Linked DNA regions of Homo sapiens: region 2 is linked to region 1. A link is an interaction called in ENCODE POLR2A ChIA-PET data of the cell type or tissue named here. Cell type or tissue: Panc1. All regions are shown on one strand. Each heading gives the region's core, and the rest is flanking DNA. Links, peaks and the distances in the headings are about the cores only. Region 1 has its middle 55 kb from the start of BICD1. Region 2 overlaps RESF1 (retroelement silencing factor 1).

Region 1 (4,403 bases), core at 83-4,082:
GTTAGTATGCTAAATACTGTAGGCAATTGTAGCACAATGGTAAGTAATTGTGTATCTAAACATAAGTAGGTACGGTAAAAATATGGTATAAAAGATAAAAAATGGTACACCTGTATAGGACATGTTTACCAAAATTAAGGCTGTTGGGGCACAAATAATTTGATAAAGGTTTATTGGGGCCAAGTATGGTGGCTCACACCTGTAATCTCAGCATTTTGAGAGGCAGAGGTGGGCAGATCACTTGAGGTCAGGAGTTCAAGACCAGCCTAGCCAAATGGCAAAACCTGTCTCTTTTAAAAATACAAAAATTGGCCAGGCGCGGTGGCTCACACCTGTAACCCCAGCACTTTGGGAGGCCGGGGCAGGCAGATCACAAGGTCAGGAGTTCGGGACCAGCCTGGGCAAGATGGCGAAACCTGTCTCTACTAAAAATACAAAAATTAGCTGGGCATGGTGGCACAGCGTATAATCACAACTACTCGGGAGGCTAAGGAAGGAGAATCTCTTGAACCCGGGAGGTGGAGGTTGCAAGGAGCCGAGATGGTGCCACTGCACTCCAGCATGTGCGACAGATGTGAGACACCATCTCAAAAAAAAAAAAAAAAATTGGCTGGGCGTGGTGGTGCGTGTCTATAATCCCAGCTACTCAGGAGGCTGAGGCTCGAGAAATCACTTGAGCCTGGGAGGCAGAGGTTGCTGTGAGCTGAAATCGTGCCACTGCACTCCAGACTGGGAACAGAGCAAGAATCTGTCTCCAAAAAACAACAACAACAACAAAAAACGGTTTATTGGAAGCCAAATGGTGTGAACATCACAGAGTGTACTTATGTTCACGGAACCAAGCCGGGTCCAGCTACGTTTTCTCAGGGCCCAATAACAAGAAGCAGAAAAACTAGGAAAGAAGAGAATTTATTGCTGTAACCAGTTACAGGGAGCAGGCTGGAGATAATTCCACAAGACCAACTCAAAGTGTTACAATTTTCTTCATGATTATATAGGTTGGGGTTATATGCCCACATGCAGTATAGCATTCACCTAAGTCTATTGGTAACTAATTTTGTTTCAACTAGAAGGTCAGAGGCAAACTAATGCTTACTAAGTCTGATTAAAAGGGCCTCAGTACCTTCAAGGCCTGTGTACTGTGGTACCAGAGTGATTATTTCTATCTTATCTCCTTTACAGCTTGGTCTGGAGTGCTGCCTTAGACTCTCCAATGAATTTACTCAAACAGCTCTGTTACCTTGACTGTCTCAGATTTCGTTGACCCGAGATGGGTCCTGCACTAGGAATGAAAGACTGTATTATTTTGGTTTGCTCCAGGTTAGGGAGAAGCCCACGCAAGGCTCCTACTGACCATACGTTTCATTTCTAGCTTTGCTGTCTGGGTGCCGATTTTGCTAGGTTTAACTATTTGCTCAATGTTAAGGCAGCTCTGTGGAAATCTGTGTAACTGGAGTGCTATGCAGGCCTGTCTGTGTGATTGTCAGGGAGAATTGGCCTGCCACACTTACACAAATCTAGGTGGTCTAGCCTACCATACACCTAGGCTATATGTATGGTTGACCTGGGAAGACACGCTAACAAAGTTGGGAGTGTTCTGGAGTCTGCTACAAGTTGGAAGGCTTTTATGGGAAAGTTTAGAAGAAGGGAGGACTCCTGACAGCACAACCATCCTTTTCACTGGAGGTACAACACAGAGGTTACAATCATTGGCTACAGACTGCAATATAAAGGCTAAAATATCGACATTTGATTCAAAAGTGAGTCAGAGTCCTCTTCAGTGTCAGGAGGTTGTGCATTAATCAGTACTTGACAATTTGAGGAACTCACAATAAGATTCGTTACTCAGGGACAAGATGTTTGCATGAATCACAAGCCCTCCCTCAGGCTGTTAATTTAGAAGCCTATTTACTTTAAAGTCAACTGCCCAAAAGTGCCCTGTAGTTTATCAGGCACTTACTATGAATGGAGCTTGCAGCACTGGAGGTTGCCTGGGTGAGTCACTGAGTGGTGATTGAATGTGAAAGCCTGCAACATTACGGTGCACTACTGTAGATTATAACCACTGGACACTTAGGCTATGCTACATTTATTATTTATTTATGGATGGATTATTTTATTTTATTTTTGAGACAGGGCCTAGCTCTCTCACCTGGCTGGAGTGCAGTGGTGCGATCACAGCTCACTGCAGCCTTGACCTCCCTAGGCTCAAGAGATCCTCCCACCTCAGCCTCCCAAATAGCTGGGACCACAGGCACCCGCCACCATGCCCGGGTAGTTTTTAAATTTTTTGTAGAGACGAGGTTTCACCATGTTGCTCAGGTGGGGCATTTATTTTTAAACATTTTTTAATTTTTTGTGAGGTCTCACTCTGTCTCCCAGGCTGGAGTGCAGTAGTGTGATCATGGCTTACTGCAGCCTCGACTTCCTGGGCTCAAGCAATCCTCTTGCCTCAGCCTCCCAAGTAGCGGGGACCACCGACATCAGCCAACACACACAGCTAACTTTTTGTAATTTTTGTAGAGATGGGGTCTCACTATGTTGCCCAGACTGGAAAACATTTTCTTAAATAATAAATCTTAGCTTACTGTAGCTTTTTTACTTTTTAAACTTTAAAATTTTTAAAAACTTTTGACTCTTTTGTAATAACACTTAGCTTAAAACACAAACACATTGGCCGGGTGCAGTGGCTCACACCTGTAATCCCAGCACTCTGGAAGGCCGAGGTGGGCAGATCACAAAGTCAGGAGTTCGAGATCAGCCTGGCCAGCATAGTGAAACCCGTCTCTACTAAAAATACAAAAATTAGCAGGGTGTGGTGGCACACACATGTAATCCCAGCTACTCAGGAGGCTGAGGCAGGAGAATTGCTTGAACCCAGGAGGTGGAGGTTGCAGTGAGCCGAGATCATGCCTCTGTACTCCAGCTTGGGCGATAGAGCAAGACTCTGTCTCAAAAAAAAAAAAAAAAAAAACCCACAAACACATTGTACAGTGATACAAAAATATTTCCTTTCTTTATATCCTTAATCTATAAGCTTTTTTTATTTTTTAAACTTTTTTTGTTCAAAACTAAGATGCAAACACACACATTAGTCTAGGCCTACTTATACTCAGGATCATCAATATCACTGTCTTCCACCTCTACGTCTTGTCCCACTAGAAGGTTCAGGGACAATAACATGCATGGAGCTGTCATCTACTATGATAACAATGCCTTCTGGAACACCTCCTAAAGGACCTGCCGGAGGCTATTTTGCAGTTAACTTTTTTTTTTTAAATAAGTAGGAGTATACTCTAAAATAACAACAAAGAATAGAGTAAGTACATAAACCAGTAACATAGTCTTTTATTATCATTATAAAGTATTATGGACTGTACATAAGTGTGCCTGCTATACTTTTATATGACTGGCAGCACAGCAGGTTTGTTTACACCAGCATCACCACAAACACACCAGTAATCCAGTATGCTATGACGTCAGAATAGCCACAGTGTCACTAGGCAATAGGAATGTTTTAGCTCCATTATAAGCTTACAGAACTGCTGTCATATATACAGTCTGCCATTGATCAAAATGTTGTTATTCAGTGCATGACTGTAACTCCCGATTTGTGGCTTGTTGGACATTAACATTTAATTCACTATCTTAGGGTTCTCCAGAGAGACAGAATCAATGGGACATGATAGATATAGATCAGATAGATGATATAGATATAAATATAGATATAGGAAAAAGGATTTATTAGAGGGATTGGCTCTCAATTATGGAGGCTGAGAAGTTCCATCACAGGCCATCTGCGAGCTGGAGACCTTGGGATGTCAGTAGTGTGGTTCAGCCCAAGTGTGAAAGCCTCGGAACCAGGGAAACTGATGGTATAACTTCAATCTGAGGCCAAAGGCCTGAGAACTCCAGGGGCCGCTGATGTAAGTCCTAGAGTCCAAAGGCCCGGGAGCCTGGAATTGTTGTCCGAGGACAGAAGAAGAAAAGTGCATCCCAGCTCTGGCAGACAGATGGACACATTCTCCCTTTCTGTTCTTGTTCTCTCTGGGCCCCCAGCAAGTTGGACCGTGCCCACACACATTGAGGGGAATCTTCCCCACTTAGTCCACTCAGACTCATATGGTAGTCTCCTCTGGAAACATCCTCACAGACACACCCAGAAACAATGCTTTACTAAGTTTCTAGATATTCCTTAATCCAGTCAAACTGACACCTAAAATTAACCATCACACTCATGGCTTGTCCTAGAAATCTTCTTGTTTCTCAAATGCTCTTTGAACTGGTCACTGCATCTTTACTGGTTCCCTCATTAATCGGTGAGCTAAGTAAAATCTTTGACACATTTCATTGCATATTTGCCAGACAGCCACATTGTTACCTTCTTGAAAACTATACTTTAA
Region 2 (4,403 bases), core at 336-4,335, 75 kb after region 1:
GTTGGTATGTGGAGAGAATTGGTCAGTTGGGAAAAAATTCCCACACATCTGGTGTCAGAAGTACTGTGGGGCCAGGTGCAGTGGCTCACGCCTGTAATCCCAGCATTTTGGGAGGCCAAGGTGGGCGGATCATGAGGTCAGGAGATCGAGACCATCCTGGCTAACACAGTGAAACCCCGTCTCTACTAAAAATACAAAAAATTAGCCAGGTGTGGTGGCAGGTGCCTGTAGTCCCAGCTACTCAGAAGGCTGAGGCAGGAGAATGGTGAGAACCCGGTAGGCGGAGCTTGCAGTGAGCCCAGATGGCGCCACTGCACTCCAGCCTGGGTGACAGAGCTAGACTCCGTTTCAAAAAAAAAAAAAAAAATCATGAGATCATTTCAAAAATCTAAGATAAGAATTTCTGACAAAATCAAATACTGCCGGGCACAGTGCCTCACACCTGTAATCCTGTAATCGCAGCACTTTGGGAGGCTGAGGCAGGGGTATCACGAGGTCAGGAGATGGAGACCATCCTGGCCAACACGGTGAAACCCCGGCCTCTACTAAATATACAAAAAAAAAAAAAAAAAAAAATTAGCTGGGTGTGGTGGCGGGCACCTGTAGTCCCAGCTACTCAGGAGGCTGAGGCAGGAGAATCACTTGAACCCAGGAGGTGGAGGTTGCAATGAGCTGAGATTGCGCCACTACACTCCAGCCTGGCGACAGAGCGAGAGCCCGTCTCAAAACAAAAAACAAAAAACAAAAAAAAACCCCAAATACCTACATATTTAAAAAATTATAAAGATGGAAACTTCTTTTGATAAATGGTAGCTAAAACAATTAAATAGTAACATGGAAGATGCCACTATCCCTCCATTAATCATTTTACTGGAGATCCTAGCTGGTATAAAGAAAAAAATATTAGGAGTATAAGCAGAGAGGAAAACACAAAACTGAGTATCAGATGTTATACAGAAAATCCAAAACTATGTAGAGATCTTTTTGTTTTACTGTTTATTACAATGCCCAAAAATAAGGTCAAAATGCAAGAATATTATCAGCAGTAATCTTTTAAAATACCATTAAAAAAATACTTAGAAAATGAAGGATGTGTCACATCTCTAACAAACAGCTGAGTGTAAAGATATGCCATGTTCAAATATTTGAAGACAGCATTAAAGATGCCAATAATCTCAAAATTTAGGTCAAGCGCAGTGGCTCTTGCCTGTAATCCCAGCACTTTGGGAGGCTGAGCTGGGCGACTGCTTGAGGTCAGAAGTTCAAGACCAGCCTGAACAACATGGTGAAATCCTGTCTCTACCAAAAATACAAAAAAAAAATTAGCCAGGTGTGCACACCTGTTGTCCCAGCTACTTGGAAGGCTGAGGTGGGAGGATTACTTGAGCCTGGGAGGTGGAGGTTGCAGTGAGCTGAGATTGCACCATTTGCACTCCAGCCTGGGCAGCAGAATGAGCTCTTGTCTCAAAAAAAAAAAAAAAAAAAAAGAAAGAAAGAAAAAGTAATTAAGAGTCAATACAATCCCAGTGGATTTTTTGATTTTTTGGGGTAACAAGCTTGATTATAAACTTTCCATGGAAATGCAAAACAAGCATGAATAGCGAAGACATACACACACTTTTATATATAGACACTTGTTTTATGACAAAGTTAGGAAAAAAGTTCTTTTCAATACATGAAGCTAGGTCAATTGGTTATCTATATGCCACGAATGAAAATAAGCCTTATCCAATTACACAGCAAGAGACATATACAAACAAATCAATCCCAGGTAGATTATCGTTTTAAAGTTTCCAGAAACAGGCCAGGCATGGTGGCCCACGCCTGTAAATCCCAGCACTTTGGGAGGCCGAGGCGGGCAGATCACCTGAGGTCAGAAGTTTGAGACCAACCTGACCAACATGGATGGTGAAGCCCCCGTCTCTACTAAAAATGCAAAAATTAGCCGGATGTGGTGGCACACACCTGTAATCCCAGCTACTCGTGAGGCTGAGGTAGGACAATCCCTTGAACCAGGGAGGCGGAGGTTGCAGTGAGCCGAGGTCGCACCACCGCACTCAAGCCTGGGCAACAAAAGCGAAACTCCATCTCAAAAAAACATGAGAATATCTTTATGCCCTCGGGATAGGGGAAGGTTCCTATAACAGGGCACAATGAACAATAAGAAAAAAGGTCCATAAAACGGACTGCATCAAAATTAATCACCACTGTTTATCAAAAAACACCATTAAGGAAGTGAAAAAGTAAAGTCACTCTCTAGAAGATTATATTCGCAATACATAGCAAAGAGATCATATCCAGCCTATATAGGGAATTACGTAAAAAGAAAAATGTAGACAACTCAATAAAAAATAAGCATGAAGCTTAATTAAACACTGTATGAGACACTACAGTTGATCCTTGAACGTGGCTTTGAAGTGCGTGGGTCCACTTATACGTGGATTTTCTTTTGTCTATGCTACCCTGGAGACAGCAAGACCAACCCCTTCTCTTCCCTCCTCCTCCGCCTAGTTAAGATAAATGTGATGAGGATAAACACCTTTATGATGATCCATTTCCACTTAATGAATAGTAAATATATTCTCTTATGATTTTGGTTTTTTTTTGAGATGGAGTCTCGCTCTGTCACCCAGACTGGAGTGCAGTGGTGCGATCTCGGCTCACTGCAACCTCTGCCTCCTGGGTTCAAGTGATTCTCCTGTCTCAGCCTCCCGAGCAGCAGGGATTACAGGGTCCCACCACCATGCCAGGCTAATTTTGTATTTTTAGTAGAGACAGGGTTTCACCATGTTGGCCAGGCTGGTCTCGAACTCCTGACCTTGTGATCCGCCGCACCCAATCCCTTATGATTTTCTTAATAAAATTTCCTTTTCTCAAGCTTATTCTAAGAATACAGCATATAATACATGTAACATACAAAATATGTGTTTATCAACTGTTTAATGTTACTGTTAAGGCTTCCACTGAACAGCATGCTATTGTTAATCAAGTTTTGGCGGAGTCAAAAGTTAAATGTGGATTTTTTTTACTGCACAAGAGTCAGTTATCCTAATTCCTATGTTATTCAATGGTCAACTATATTTAAATGGCAAAATTTTTGGTAAGTGCTAAATCCATTATGAATATCAGAAATGTAAATGAAAACCATAAGGTGGTAATACTATACACAATGGCTAGAATTTTTTCAACTCTCAATACCACATGTTGGCAAGAAAATGGAACAAATGGAACTCTCCTACAATGGTGATAGGAGTATATCATGATCCTTAAAGTAACCAACACTTTGGAAAGACGTATGGCATCATCTACCAAGGGTTAATAAATGCAAGCCCTGAGACCTAGAAGTTTCATTCCTAGGTATGTACCAAACAGAAATGCATAATTATAACACTGCCAGCAGCATTAGGTGCAGTAAGCAAAAACTGGAAACAAACAAAATAGAAATGTATTCATATTAATGAAACACTATAGTAACAAAAATAAAAGGCTATATGCAACATGAATCTAACAAACACAAGACTGAGTGAAAAAGGCCAGAGATTAAAGAATAATCCATGATTCCATTTATATAAAGATTGAAACACAGACAAAACCAACCATCTAGGGACTGTAGTGGTACTTTTTACAAAGTGTGATGGAATAGCAATTGGTAGTTAAGTAGCATGAAGACTGCTTTTGACCAGGGTGATACTTACACACAAGTGTGTTCCCTACATAATCCACTGCATTATACACTTACCATTTGTACCCTTTCTTAGGTATGTTTTGATTTCATAAAGTTATTTTTTAAAGCTCTCTTATAATAGTAGATGCATACTATTAAGCATTTATCAAAACCCGTAAGACCCATTGGATACAGAGTAAACTCTAATGTTAGTGATGGACTTTAATAATAACATATCAGTATGACTAATCCAAGTTGCTAATAGTGGAACCTTAGAGTTTTGGAGATGGGAGGTTCCTATAAAGCTCTTATATGGGAATGCTCTGTACTATAAGCTCAGTTTTCTTTTTCTTTTTTTTTCAGATGGAGTCTCGCTCTGTCGCCCAGGCTGGAGTGCAGTGGCACGATCTGCAACCTCCACCTCCCGGGTTCAAGCAATTCTCCTGCCTCAGCCTCCCGAGTAGCTGGGACTACAGGCGCGCGCCACCATGCCTGACTCATTTTTTATATTTTTGCTAGAGATGGGGTTTCACCATGTTGGCCAAGATGGTCTCAAACTCCTGACCTCATGATCTGCCTGCCTTGGCCTCCCAAAGTGCTGGGATTACAGGCGTGAACCACCATGCCTGACCTCAATTTTCTTTAAACCTAAAACTCTTCTAGAAAATAAAGTCTATCCGTTAAAAAAAAAAAAAAAAGGCAGCCACCACATGCTGACACTCATTTTACAACTCTCAGG

The links. ChIA-PET counts read pairs that join two places held together with the same protein. Peaks named below come from ENCODE experiments on the same cell type or tissue, not always from the same donor. Only the 100,000 strongest peaks of a DNase experiment are listed, where the experiment ranks them.
Region 2: POLR2A ChIA-PET joins it to region 1 with 5 read pairs; 9 of 35 experiments call an interaction of 5 or more read pairs at or near these places.

What each region holds. Positions count from the first base shown.
Region 1 is chr12:32,049,232-32,053,634 of GRCh38, reverse strand. No RefSeq gene overlaps it. Among named protein-coding and RNA genes, the nearest start is that of BICD1, 55 kb to the left of the region's middle. In Panc1, for the core only: no CTCF peak of the experiment used is centred there; a DNase peak (open chromatin) is centred at 1,854; H3K27ac peaks cover 1,994 bases.
Region 2 is chr12:31,974,886-31,979,288 of GRCh38, reverse strand. The region is part of intron 3 of RESF1 (retroelement silencing factor 1); the gene reads right to left. Among named protein-coding and RNA genes, the nearest start is that of RESF1, 18 kb to the right of the region's middle. In Panc1, for the core only: no CTCF peak of the experiment used is centred there; no DNase peak of the experiment used is centred there.